2 separate regions of the Homo sapiens genome follow, and region 1 is linked to region 2. Evidence: chromatin contacts called from ENCODE Hi-C or POLR2A ChIA-PET data. All regions are on one chromosome and are shown on one strand. Each heading gives the region's core, a stretch centred on a gene start or an enhancer-like site at or near the end of the contact. The rest is flanking DNA. Distances are from core to core; before and after follow the strand shown. Region 1 overlaps MYOCD (myocardin). Region 2 overlaps ARHGAP44 (Rho GTPase activating protein 44).

Region 1 (5,668 bases), core at 486-2,985, 74 kb before region 2:
ATCTCACAGTACACAGGCTGCTCTCTCTTCAGTTAATTGCCTGGTAATCATGTGGCCTTCTTTATAATGTTTTATCCCAAATAACTTCCCTTTGTGTTCCTTTTTTTTTTCTTTTGAGATGGAGTTTCACTCTTGTTGCCCAGGCTGGAGTGCAGTGGCGTGATCTCAGCTCGTCGCAACCTCCGCCTCCCAGGTTCAAGTGATTCTCCTGCCTCAGCCTCCCCAGTAGCTGGGAGTATAGGTGCACACCACCATGCCTGGCAAATTTTGTATTTTTAGTAAAGACGGGGTTTCTCCATGTTGGTCAGGCTGATCTTGAACTCCTGACCTCAGGTAATCCACCTGCCTCAGCCTCCCAGAGTGCTGGGATTACAGGCGTAAGCCACCGTGCCTGGCCTATACCCAAATAACTTCCAACTGATTTGGGAACACGTTTTCTCAGCTCGAGTGCCACCACTTAATGAATGTTAAAATGACTCTTACGGGACTTAAAAAAGATTGTAAATTGAAGTAAAAATCAATGATATAGTAACAGTTTTATGGTCTAATGGATGATAGACACTTCAGTTTGCCAATAAGGCTCCCCCACCAAACCACAAGAGCTTAAACCCAGCTGACAATTCACTCAGCTCAACAGGTCGGAAATTATGTGACTATCAATGCATTTTGTTCATTGCAGGGGAAGGAGGAGGAGATGAGTCCCGTTATTTCTAAAGCTGAGTATAAAAAGAAATGTTATTCATATTTCTATCACAGTATTTAAATTTTGCATAATTTAAGTTAGCAGTGGAGCATGGTGGCTCACGCCTGTAATCCCAGCACTTTGGGAGGCCGAGGCGGGCAGATCACCTGAGGTCAGGAGTTCGAGACCAGCCTGGCCAATATGGTGAAACCCCGTCTCTACCAAAAAATACAAAAATTAGCCGGACGTGGTGGCGTGTGCCTGTAATCCCAGCTACTCAGGAGGCTGAGGCAGGATAATCGCTTGAACCCAGGAGGGGGTGGTGGCAGTGAGCCGAGATCGCAGTCACTGCACTCTAGCCTGGTCGACAGAGCGAGACTCTGTATATATATATAAAAAAAAAAAAAATTAGCAAAGCCTTCAACCTCACTGTAGTAGAAAGTATGATAGAAGCCCAGGAGATGAACAGATCGCTTTCTGTGAAAAAGGCGATTCTTACAGACACCCAGCTGGTCCCGGCAGGCTGGTTGTTTGTAGAAGAGCCATCATTTCTTCTGCTTGGTCAACAAACACAAAAACCTTAGTGTCCCCTGGGCTCAAAAAGAGAATAGTAATAGTAGCCTTTACCCCAGACTATCCAGAGTAAATGGTCCGATTTCAGTATCTTCTGGAATGTGCTAAGGCAACATAGAGAAAAAAAGCTCCTGGACCTCCGACTTAGCTGCGGGACCCTGCCAGGGCTGCAGCTCCCATCCTCCCCAGACAAGGCAAGCCTCAGAATGAGGCGACAACAGCAGCTGGTCTGGAGCAGGCCAGGGCAGAGCTGGTTTCGGGAGCCCTGCAGAAACTCTCCAAGGACAGAAGACTGATTAACTAACTAGAATGCTAATCGATTAGTAAGCAGAGAGAAACGGAGCCACCAAACACACCCAACTACTTGTGTTCATTATTCATTAGTCGCCAGGAAGAAGTCTCTTTGGAAAACAAAAGAGCCTTTGGGGGTGCATTGCGCTGAGTCCAAGTGAGTTGTAAGCTCCTTTGGATAAGGTCACATTCAGATGTGTAGTTTGTGGTTGAAGTGGGGAACCTGCCAAGTCAGAATATGCTTGCCAGCTGTTCAGGAGCCCCCTCTTCTGGACACCGGTGGAAACACACTTTCCTTCCAATGTTCCCCCAAATCCTAGCTCACTCGTGGTCATGACATCCGTGTTCTTCATTTCAACCTTCTGTAATAAAGTCAGGGTTTGAAAATTATTTTTTTTTTTTGAGGCGGAGTCTCGCTCTATCACCCAGGCTGGAGTGTAGTGGCGCAATCTCGGCTTACTGCAACCTCCACCTCCTGGGTTCAAGCTATTCTACTGCCTCACCCTCCCGAGAAGCTGAGACTACAGGCATCTACCACCAAGCCCAGCTAATTTTTTGTATTTTTACCAGAGACAGGGTTTCACCATGTTGGCCAGGCTGGTCTCGAACTCCTGACCTCAAGTGATGCGCCCACCTCCGCCTCCCAAAGTGCTGGGATTACAGGCATGAGCCACCGCGCCCGGCCTGAAAATTACTTTTTTTTAACCTGATAACAGGATGGACCCATTCCTTCCTAATATACAAAGGTCTTTTATTTCAGGAGCAGGTTATAGACATAATTACCTGTTCATTGACTACCTGTTATTATTTCAATATTATCTTTTATAGTCTTTATATTGATTAGTGAGAGAAAAAGTAAAGAATATTTTCTCCAACTTGCAGGTGAGGAAACTGAGATGTATTAAAGTTAAGTAATTGTACCACTTTCAAAAATTTGTCTTATCTTCCAAGACTATACCCTTAACTTCCTGATTCAGTGTGTCCAAATCATGCAATACATGCTTTGGGTTCCAACTCTGGGAAGTGTTCCAGTTAGGTGGATAACCCTTCCCATAATAAGTAAAGTGTCCTTATTTCAAAAGGTGTTACTTCCTGATCTTTCATCGGTATTTGGCAGGCAGGCGAGAGGGTGTTCAGCAGGCAGATAGGCAAGGTTTATCTTACTTTCAGCTCAAAGCAACAAATAACCACATTCTAGATTTTCAAAGAAAATCTTAGTTTTATCTTAGTTTATGTCATTAATAAGTCGACTTATTAAGTGTTTAACTAAAAGTGACTGCACATATGCATATGAAAGTTCTTTTTTTTTTTTTTTTTTTTTTTGAGATGGAGTTTCGCTCTTGTTGCCCAGGCTGGAGTGCAATGGCGTGATCTCGGCTCACTGCAACCTCTGCCTCCTGGGTTCAAGCAATTCTCCTGCCTCAGTTTCCCGAGTAGCTGGGATTACAGGCGCCTGACACCACACCTGGCTACTTTTTGTATTTTTTGTAGAGAAGGGGTTTCACCGTGTTGGTCAGGCTAGTCTCGAACTCATGACTTCAGGTGATCCACCCGCCTCGGCCTCCCAAAGTGTTGGCATTGGCATTACAGGTGTGAGCCATCGCTCCCAGCCATGAAAGAACTTTCTACAAGTAGTCTCAAGATCAGAATGCAACCTTTGTTAGGTCATCAGTTGGTTTTAGGTTAGGAGAATGCACTCATTGAAACACAGGATTACATTTTGCTGTACTCCAGAAAGGAAAAACTCTGGAGCTGCTTCTAAGATTCAACATTCCCTGTCTAAGGAGTGTCCTTCCAGTGTGATACATTTGCAATGGATTTGTTCATTAGCAACGTTAGTGTCCTAGGAGCTCTTTGTACATCATGCCTTTGCTATATTATATTTCTGAGATCCAAGAATGGCCATCAGACAAAACTGCCTCACAACGTGTCCATGATGCAAAATCATTCTCAGCCATCACCTAAAGCACATGCAATTTCCTCATCTTCTTTGCAGTCCAAATCCTTGGGTGACAGTAAGAACCGCCACAAAAAGCCCAAGGACCCCAAGCCAAAGGTGAAGAAGCTTAAATATCACCAGTACATTCCCCCAGACCAGAAGGCAGAGAAGTCCCCTCCACCTATGGACTCAGCCTACGCTCGGCTGCTCCAGCAACAGCAGCTGTTCCTGCAGCTCCAAATCCTCAGCCAGCAGCAGCAGCAGCAGCAACACCGATTCAGCTACCTAGGGATGCACCAAGCTCAGCTTAAGTAAGTCCGGCAAGGCTGGGAGGGTGGCTGTGGGCAGAGGTTGGGAAGGGTGTCTATTAATATCTATCTGCCAGCACCATGGGGCCTAGCAAGTCCTGTATTGCACCATTTCCTCATCCAGTATGTTTGGAAGGTGACTCAATTTAGAAACTATGCACACCTTTTCAGAGCCGTAAGACTGGGAGGAAGCAAATACAGGGCCCTCTATATCTGCAGATGTATTCCAAACCCTCATTGGATCCCTGAAACCTCAGAGAGTACTGAACTCTACATATACTGTATTTTTCTTAGGCATATATACCTGTGATAAGGTTTCACTTATAAATTAGGCACAGTGAGAGAATAACAATAATAGCTAGCAATAATGTAGAACAATTATAGCAAGATACTGTAATAAAAGGTATCTGGATGTGGTGGTTTCTCTCTCAAAATAACTTATTGTACTGGACACAACTATTTTTGAACTGCAGTTGACCTCAGGTAACTGAAATCTTGTAAAGTGAAACTGCCAATAGGTGGAGGGACTGCTATAAATCAATGCCCTTGATAAGAGGCCCCTTTGGGGAAAAGGAAAGTATTAGCACTTTCAAGTTGGACTATGGAAAGTCTAAGAATGTGATATTGGAATTATGAGCAATTCCGATGCCCTTCTGCTTTTAGAAGGAACAGGGCTGAGCAGCTGACAGACACTCTCAAAGATTGACTCCTGAGCCCAGGTTGTGTGACCACATTGCTAGGTCACCTTTTATTTTTTTTAAATATATTTATTTATTTATTCATTTATTTTTTCGAGATGGAGTTTCACTCTTGTTGCCCAGGCTGGAGTGCAATGGCGCGATCTTGGCTCACCGCAACCTCCGCCTCCCAGGTTCAAGCGATTCTCCTGCCTCAGCCTCCCTAGTAGCTAGGATTACAGGCATGCGCCACCACGCCCGGCTAATTTTGTATTTTTAGTAGAGACAGGGTCTCTCCACGTTGGTCAGGCTGGTCTCAAACTCCCAACCTCAGGTGATCCACCCGCCTCGGCCTCCCAAAGTGCTCGGATTACAGGCATGAGCCACCGTGCCTGGCCAGGTCACCCTTTAAATTGTCAATATCCCCACATATAAAGTTGAGATGTAGATTCCTCCTGTGTCATCCTCAGACTATATACTAGCAATTATGCTGAGCACTAAACGCAACCAAGCTTCACCAGGTGTGTTTGGCCTCCCCAGGACAGAGCATCAGCTGAATCACAGGTGGATGTGTCCTCTTTCATATGCCAAAGTCCCTGCCACTCCCTCTTATCTCCCTAAACAAAGTTCAGATGTCACGCACCGCTTACCGTCTAGCCGGCAGTGTTGTTTTTCCTCACCCTGGTCTCTTCTGCTGGTTTATTACATGCCTGACCCTTGCAGGCAATCACTTTGGGATCCGATCTAAATGCAAGTTATCCCACCAATATTTGATTGTACTTGAAATGCCTCTTTGTTTGTTTTTTAGGGAACCAAATGAACAGATGGTCAGAAATCCAAACTCTTCTTCAACGCCACTGAGCAATACCCCCTTGTCTCCTGTCAAAAACAGTTTTTCTGGACAAACTGGTGTCTCTTCTTTCAAACCAGGCCCACTCCCACCTAACCTGGATGATCTGAAGGTATAGGATTTGACATGAGTTTCTTTCTTTTTTTAAACAAATACAACAGTATGTTGTTAACATCACCAGGACCAACTGATATCTGGAGTAAGAGAGTGGGAGGGGAAGAAGACTGTAGGAAACACTGAAGGAGGTGACAGAATTTATCCTGCTGTGGTTGAACACCCCAGTTGTCTAGTCCATTTTATGCAGCCGTAACAGGATACTGGAAACTGGGAAATTTGAAAAGAAAAGGA
Region 2 (6,024 bases), core at 671-3,170:
TCCCTTTTTGATAAGCCTGAAATGTGTATGCTCTTCTCTTTGGGGTTTTTCAGACTCTGATACACTCTCCTTGGGTGGTGGGGGGCCTGCCAGGTCACACACCCTTCCCTGTTACTGTGCAGCCACCTCCCAAACTGGTGTTTTTTTTTTTTTTTTTTTTTTTGAGATGGAGTCTTGCACTTTCACCCAGGCTGGAGTGCAGTGGCGTGATCTCGGCTCACTGCACCCTCCGCCTCCTGAGTTCAAGCAATTCTCCTGCCTCAGCCTCCCGAGTAGCTGGGATTACAGGCGCCTGCCACCACACCCGGCTAATTTTTGTATTTTTAGTAGAGACGGGGTTTCACCATGTTGGCCAGGCTGGTCTCGAACTCCTGACCTCAGGTGATCTGCCCGCCTCGGCCTCCCGAAGTGCTGGGATTACATGGGTGAGCCACCGCATCTGGCCCCAAGCTTGTTTGTGTAACTTTTCTGTACCCGGAGCAGATATAGATTAATTCTTTACTTGAATAGAGGCCACCGTGAAAGACAAGCAAGTTCATATATTGATGGGAATATATGTTTATATGCATATATGCAAGCATACCTATATTGCACCCTCATATTACATATAGCAAATGCTGTTAGTGGTTTTAATTTTTCACGTCTACCTGGCACACTCCTCCACTGGGTGTACTCCTCTTGTTTTCCTCTCTTCCTTCTTATCTCCTGCTCCCTCCTTATTTTTACTTTTGATTTATCTTTCTGAAAAAAACCCCAAAAAACCCCCAAAAAAGCAAAAACCCTCCTTTACTTTTCACACATCTTAAAGTGGTAAATATTGCTGAATCATGGTTGACTGATAGGGTCAGATTGTTGTGAGGAAACTGTTCAGTTTTCTTCCCGACTCTCCTCACCTTCTCCCACCCCTACCCAGGGCATTAGAAACCCTGGTTTGATTTTCCTTGAACCTCCCCCACCACCTGCTTTTACTTCTCCTCTCTCCTGGCTTTAGAGAAGTGAGGACAAAAGGACTCTGCTGCAGGTTGTTCTTTTGATTTTTTTTTTTTAAAAGATTCTTGTCCTGGCTTTCCTGATTCTCCAGAGTCTCCTGGGATTTTGTAGAACAAAATAGAAGAGGGAGGAGAAGCAGGGTTCCCCTAAAGGTTATCCTGTAGGCATTTAGAATGTACAATCTCATACACGGCTGTCTACTGTATTTCCTTGCAAACATTCCGCCTCGCACTTATTCTGTGAGGGAAATAAGCAGTTTCCCCACATAGCCAATAAAAGTGTATTGTGTTCAATACTAGGAGAAATACAGAAATAGCCTTGGTGGGGTAGAAAAGGCTGGAAGCGTGAATAATAGAATATAGCACATAACAAAGAGGTAAAGACTAAAAGATCAGAAAGGATTTTGAGTGGGAGAATGTTATGATCCCTGAGGAAAATGATAGATTTTTAAACTATTATGAAATTAGAGCCCCCATGACTCCATTTTACAGGAGAGTATACCAGTCAGGAGAAGATAAGAAATTGGCTCCAAATCAAAGCAAGTAAGTGGCAGACTAGAACCTAGTGGAATCCAGGAACTGCCCAGGTCCCAAATTGGCCGTTGGGTGGTATGTACATAGGTCAGATACCAACAACATGACAAGAATTGAAAACTCTCTTTCCTCTCCTTTTATTGCTTGAGAAGCTTCATGGGGGAGGTGGAACTTGAAAGTGAGCCGTTAAGAATAGTTCAGAGTTAAATAAGGAGATGAGCAGGCAGTCTGTAGGAAGAGAACCAAGTACAGAGAGTTGGGAATAGATGTTGTGTTTCACAGTCACTGGACAGATGGAACTATTTAGAAGGAAGTGGGTATTGTGGAGGTTGGTGGAAGGTCAAATGCTGGGGAGACTGGGCTTTTAGTGGGGCTGTGGAAGCTGAGCACAGTAGTTGAGATATGGTCTGTGAGGCAGTGGGAGTTACTGAACGCAGTTGAAAGGGGAAGTGAGATTATAGGCATGGTTGATTTGGAACAGTACCTTAGTTGCAGTATGCAGGGTGGATTGAAAAAGGGGAGCCTGCCATGAAGGAAGCCAACAAAGAAAATGTCAAGTAGAAGGCAGATCTGTTTGAGCCTCTTGGTTTTTAGGCATATTTGGGTGGTGAGAAATGGTTTTCTCTGCTCCTCAGCACTCTTCTTTTATTCATCTTGAAGCTATAAACTTGAGCAAAGAAGGTGACCTTCTCCAGTTGAGAAGGTATAAAACTAACCATACACACCCCTGCTAAAACTGCCACACAAGCTTTTAGGACAAAATCAGTGGACACTTAAATTAATTTGAGTGGAATATGATGAGGAATTATATTAGGGTAGGGAAAGTCATAAATCTTAAATATGATAAAAAGGATGAAAATTGGAAAGGAGCTTTAAGCTGTCATTATTTTCAGATATGATTGTTTATGTAAACTAAAAAATTACTGCAAATGAATAATTAGAATTATTAAGAGTTTAGCAAGCTTGCTCAATTCAAAAGAAAGGTGGGGTGTATTTATTAATATATCAGATACAGTGGACTTCAAGGAAAATTACAGAGATAAAGGAAGACATTACATACTGATAAAAGAGTCAGTTTACCAGAAAGACAAAATAATTCTACGTGTGTATGCATCTGAGAATAGAGGCTCAAAATACATGAAGAAAAAAGTGATAGAACCAAAAGGACAAGTAGACAAATCCACAGTTATAGGTGAGGACTTTGACACTCCTGTCTTAGTTATTGATAGAATTAGTTCACAGAAAATTAGCAAGGACATAGAAGAACTGAACAACACTGTAAACCAACTGGATCTAATTGGCATTTATAGAATACTTCACTCAACAATAAGATATACAGAGGATACATATTCTTTTCTAGTGCTCGTGAAACATTCACCAAGGTTGACTATATCCTCATCCATAAAGTAAATTTTTAACTGATTTTAAAATGTGAAACCATACAGAGTATGTTCTCTGACCATAATGGAGTTCAACTAGAAATCTGTAACAGAAAGATAACTAGGAAACCCCAAATGTCTGGTAATATAGTTAAGTAAATAATCCATAGGTGAAAAGAGGAAATTTCATGGGAAATTAAAAAGTATTTAGAACTGAATGAAAATGAAAACACAACATATCAAAATTTGTGGGGTGCATCTAATGATTGGAGGGAATGTAATAGCATTAAATGCTTAATTAGAAAAGAGGAATGGATACCCCATTTACCCTGTGATTATTATGCATTGCACGCCTGTGTCAATAAACCTCATGTAGCACATAAGTATATATACCTACTATATACCCACAAAAATTAAGAAGTAAAAGAAGAATGGTCTCAAATCAGTAATATAAGGTTCTACCTTAAGAAAATAGAAAAGGAGGAACAAAATAAACCCCAAATCAGGCAGAATGAAAGAAGTAATAAAGAGATGAGTAGAAATCACTGAAATAGAAAACAGAAAAAAATTAGAATAAATGAAAACAAAAGCTGATGTTTTGAAAAGATCGATAAAGTTGATCTGGCCAGACCGACTAAGGAAAAATGTAAGTGAAAACACAAATTACTAATATCAGGAATAAACAACGGGATATCACTGCAGACCTGGAAAGTTGTTTAAAGGATTAAAAAGTATCACACACCATTTTGCACATAAATTGGACAATTTGAGTAAAATATACCAACTCCTTGAAAACCGCAAATTACTGAAATTCACCAAAGAAGAAATAATGTATCTTGAAAAGTGGAGATAATTGGAATACTTTTATTACTATAAATAGAGTTCTTTTTGAAAACAAAACTCTGGGACCAGGTATTTTCACTGACAGTTGTACCAAACATTTGAGGGAATAACACAGTCTCTTTCAGAAAACAGAAGGAGAGAGAACACTTCATATCTATTTTGTGAGGTCTTTATTACACTGATAGTAAAATCAAAGATATTACAGAAAAAGAGAATTATAGACGAACAGTCCTCATGAACACAGATGTAAAAAATCTTCACAAATCAAATGCAGCAATATGTAAAAAATATAAAACATTATGACCAAGTGAGGTTTATTTACCCCAGTAATGTATGGTTGGGCCAACATTCACAAATCACTGTAATTTCTCATTTTAAATGACTCAACTGGTACAGCCAAAGCAAATGACAAAATTCAAAATCCATTCATGATAAGACATTTTACCAAACTAGAATTATTAGGAATTTTAAACTGGTAAGGTGCATCTGGAAAAGAAAAAAAAAAAAAAAAAACAACCCTACAACTCACATCATATTTAATGGTAGAAGAGTGAACGCTTTTCCCCTAAGACTGAAATTGAGGCAGGGATGTTCGCTTTCATTTCTTCTACTTAACCTTGTAGTGGTGATCCTAATCAGTGCAATAAGGCAAGAAAAATAAATAAAAGACATACATATTGAAAAAGAATAAATAAAACTGCCACTATTTGTAGACGATGTGATCACCTATGTATAAAATACTGAGAACTCTATGAAAAATCTCCTAGAACTAATAACAATTTATGAAAGTCTCAAGACACAGAAACGTCTAAACGCCACTTATATTTCTGTATACCTGCAGTGAACAATTTAGAAAACAGTATTTAGAGAAGTAGCAAAATTATGTGCAGGATCCATGTGCCAAAGGCTATAAAACACTGTTGAAAGACATTTTAAAAGACTTTTAAGTGCAGACATAGCATATTCGAGATTGTTGGATTCAATCTGTTTATGATGTCATTTCTCCCCATATTGATCTATAGGTTTCGTGCAATTCCCATCAGAATTTCAGCAGCGTATTTTTGTAGATACAGACAAGCCGACTCTAAAATTTGCATGGATAGGCAAAGGAACTAGAGTAGCCAAGACAATCTAGAAAGAAGAACAGAGTTGGAAGGATCACACTATCCAATTTTAATTACAGTAAAGCTACTATGAACAAGGCAGTGTGGTATTGATAAAGACATGTACATTTAGATCCAACTCAGCAGACTAGAGAGTCCAAAATGAAACCTACACAAATACGATCAATTGATTTTGAACAAAGATGCCAGGGCAATTAATGGAGAATGGATCTCACATAAATTAGATCATATGGCATGTGTTCTTTTGTGCCTGACTTCTTTCTCAATGTATTATTTTTGAGATTCATACGTGTTGCATATATCAGTATTTTTTTTTGGTCTTTTTAAGTATTTTGTTGCTCAAATATGCCATAATTTGTTTATCCATTCACCTATTGGTGGACATTTGAATTATTTCCAGTTTTTGGCTTTTTTGAGAAACATATGCTATCAACATTATGGAACAAATCTCTTTGTGAATTGTGTTTTTGTTTCTTTGGATAAGTACCTGGGAGTAAAATTGATGGATCAATTTTGTAAGAAATCACCAAACAGTTTCCCAAGGTATTTATATCATCTGTACTCCCACCAGTTATGTCCAGTTGCTCCATACCCTTGTCAGTATTTGATACTGTCAAGTTTTTTTTTTTTTTTAATTTTTGCCACTTCAGTAGCTGTGTTGTAGTAGTTTATCATGGCTTTAATTTGTACTTCCTTAACAGGTAATGATGTGAAACACCTTTTCATGAGTTTATTGGACATTCAGGTGTCTCCTTTTGTGAAATCCTGTTCAATCCTTTGCTTATGCCAAAAATGGATTCTTCATCTCTTCTGTTTTGATTTGTAGGAGTTCTTTATCTATTTTGCATGTAAGTCATTTGCTGATTGTGTTATTACCAATGCTGCCCCCTCATTGTTGCTTGCCTTTTCGTTTTCTTGATGTCTTTATGAACAGAGTTTTTAATTTTGACCAAGTTCAAGTTATCATCATTTCTTTTATGGTTAATAGTTTTTGTGTCCTATTGAAGAAATCATTGCCTATGCCATAGAAGGAGATATTCTGCATTTTCATTTGGAGGCTTTATTAGTTTACATTTAGATCCGTAATCCAGTTCAAATAAGTATTTGAGTGTGTTGTAACATAGGAGTTAATTTCATTTTTTTTCCAGTTGAATA

The links. Hi-C counts contacts between places; a loop is a spot of excess contacts on that map. ChIA-PET counts read pairs that join two places held with the same protein, here RNA polymerase II (POLR2A). Pooled maps may share reads with other maps.
Region 1: a pooled map shows a loop between it and region 2 (4-fold over the local background). The contact joins two enhancer-like sites. A Hi-C loop is called at or near these places in 2 of 168 maps with a recorded cell type or tissue (CD4-positive, alpha-beta memory T cell and ascending aorta), 1 of 37 single-sample maps with no recorded cell type and 4 of 50 pooled maps. POLR2A ChIA-PET finds 5 or more read pairs at or near these places in 1 of 52 experiments (GM12878).

The regions. Positions count from the first base shown.
Region 1 is chr17:12,740,641-12,746,308 of GRCh38, forward strand. MYOCD (myocardin) reads left to right here. Exons shown (of 14, transcript NM_001146312.3): 8 at 3,543-3,796; 9 at 5,279-5,432. Among named protein-coding and RNA genes, the nearest start is that of MYOCD-AS1, 37 kb to the left of the region's middle. Within about 2 kb of position 1,736, at least 5 of the 41 ENCODE cell types and tissues checked have a DNase peak (open chromatin) inside an H3K27ac peak, as active enhancers do.
Region 2 is chr17:12,814,096-12,820,119 of GRCh38, forward strand. All of the region lies in intron 1 of ARHGAP44 (Rho GTPase activating protein 44), which reads left to right. Among named protein-coding and RNA genes, the nearest start is that of ARHGAP44-AS1, 27 kb to the left of the region's middle. RefSeq lists an enhancer at 1,714-1,803. Within about 2 kb of position 1,921, at least 2 of the 41 ENCODE cell types and tissues checked have a DNase peak (open chromatin) inside an H3K27ac peak, as active enhancers do.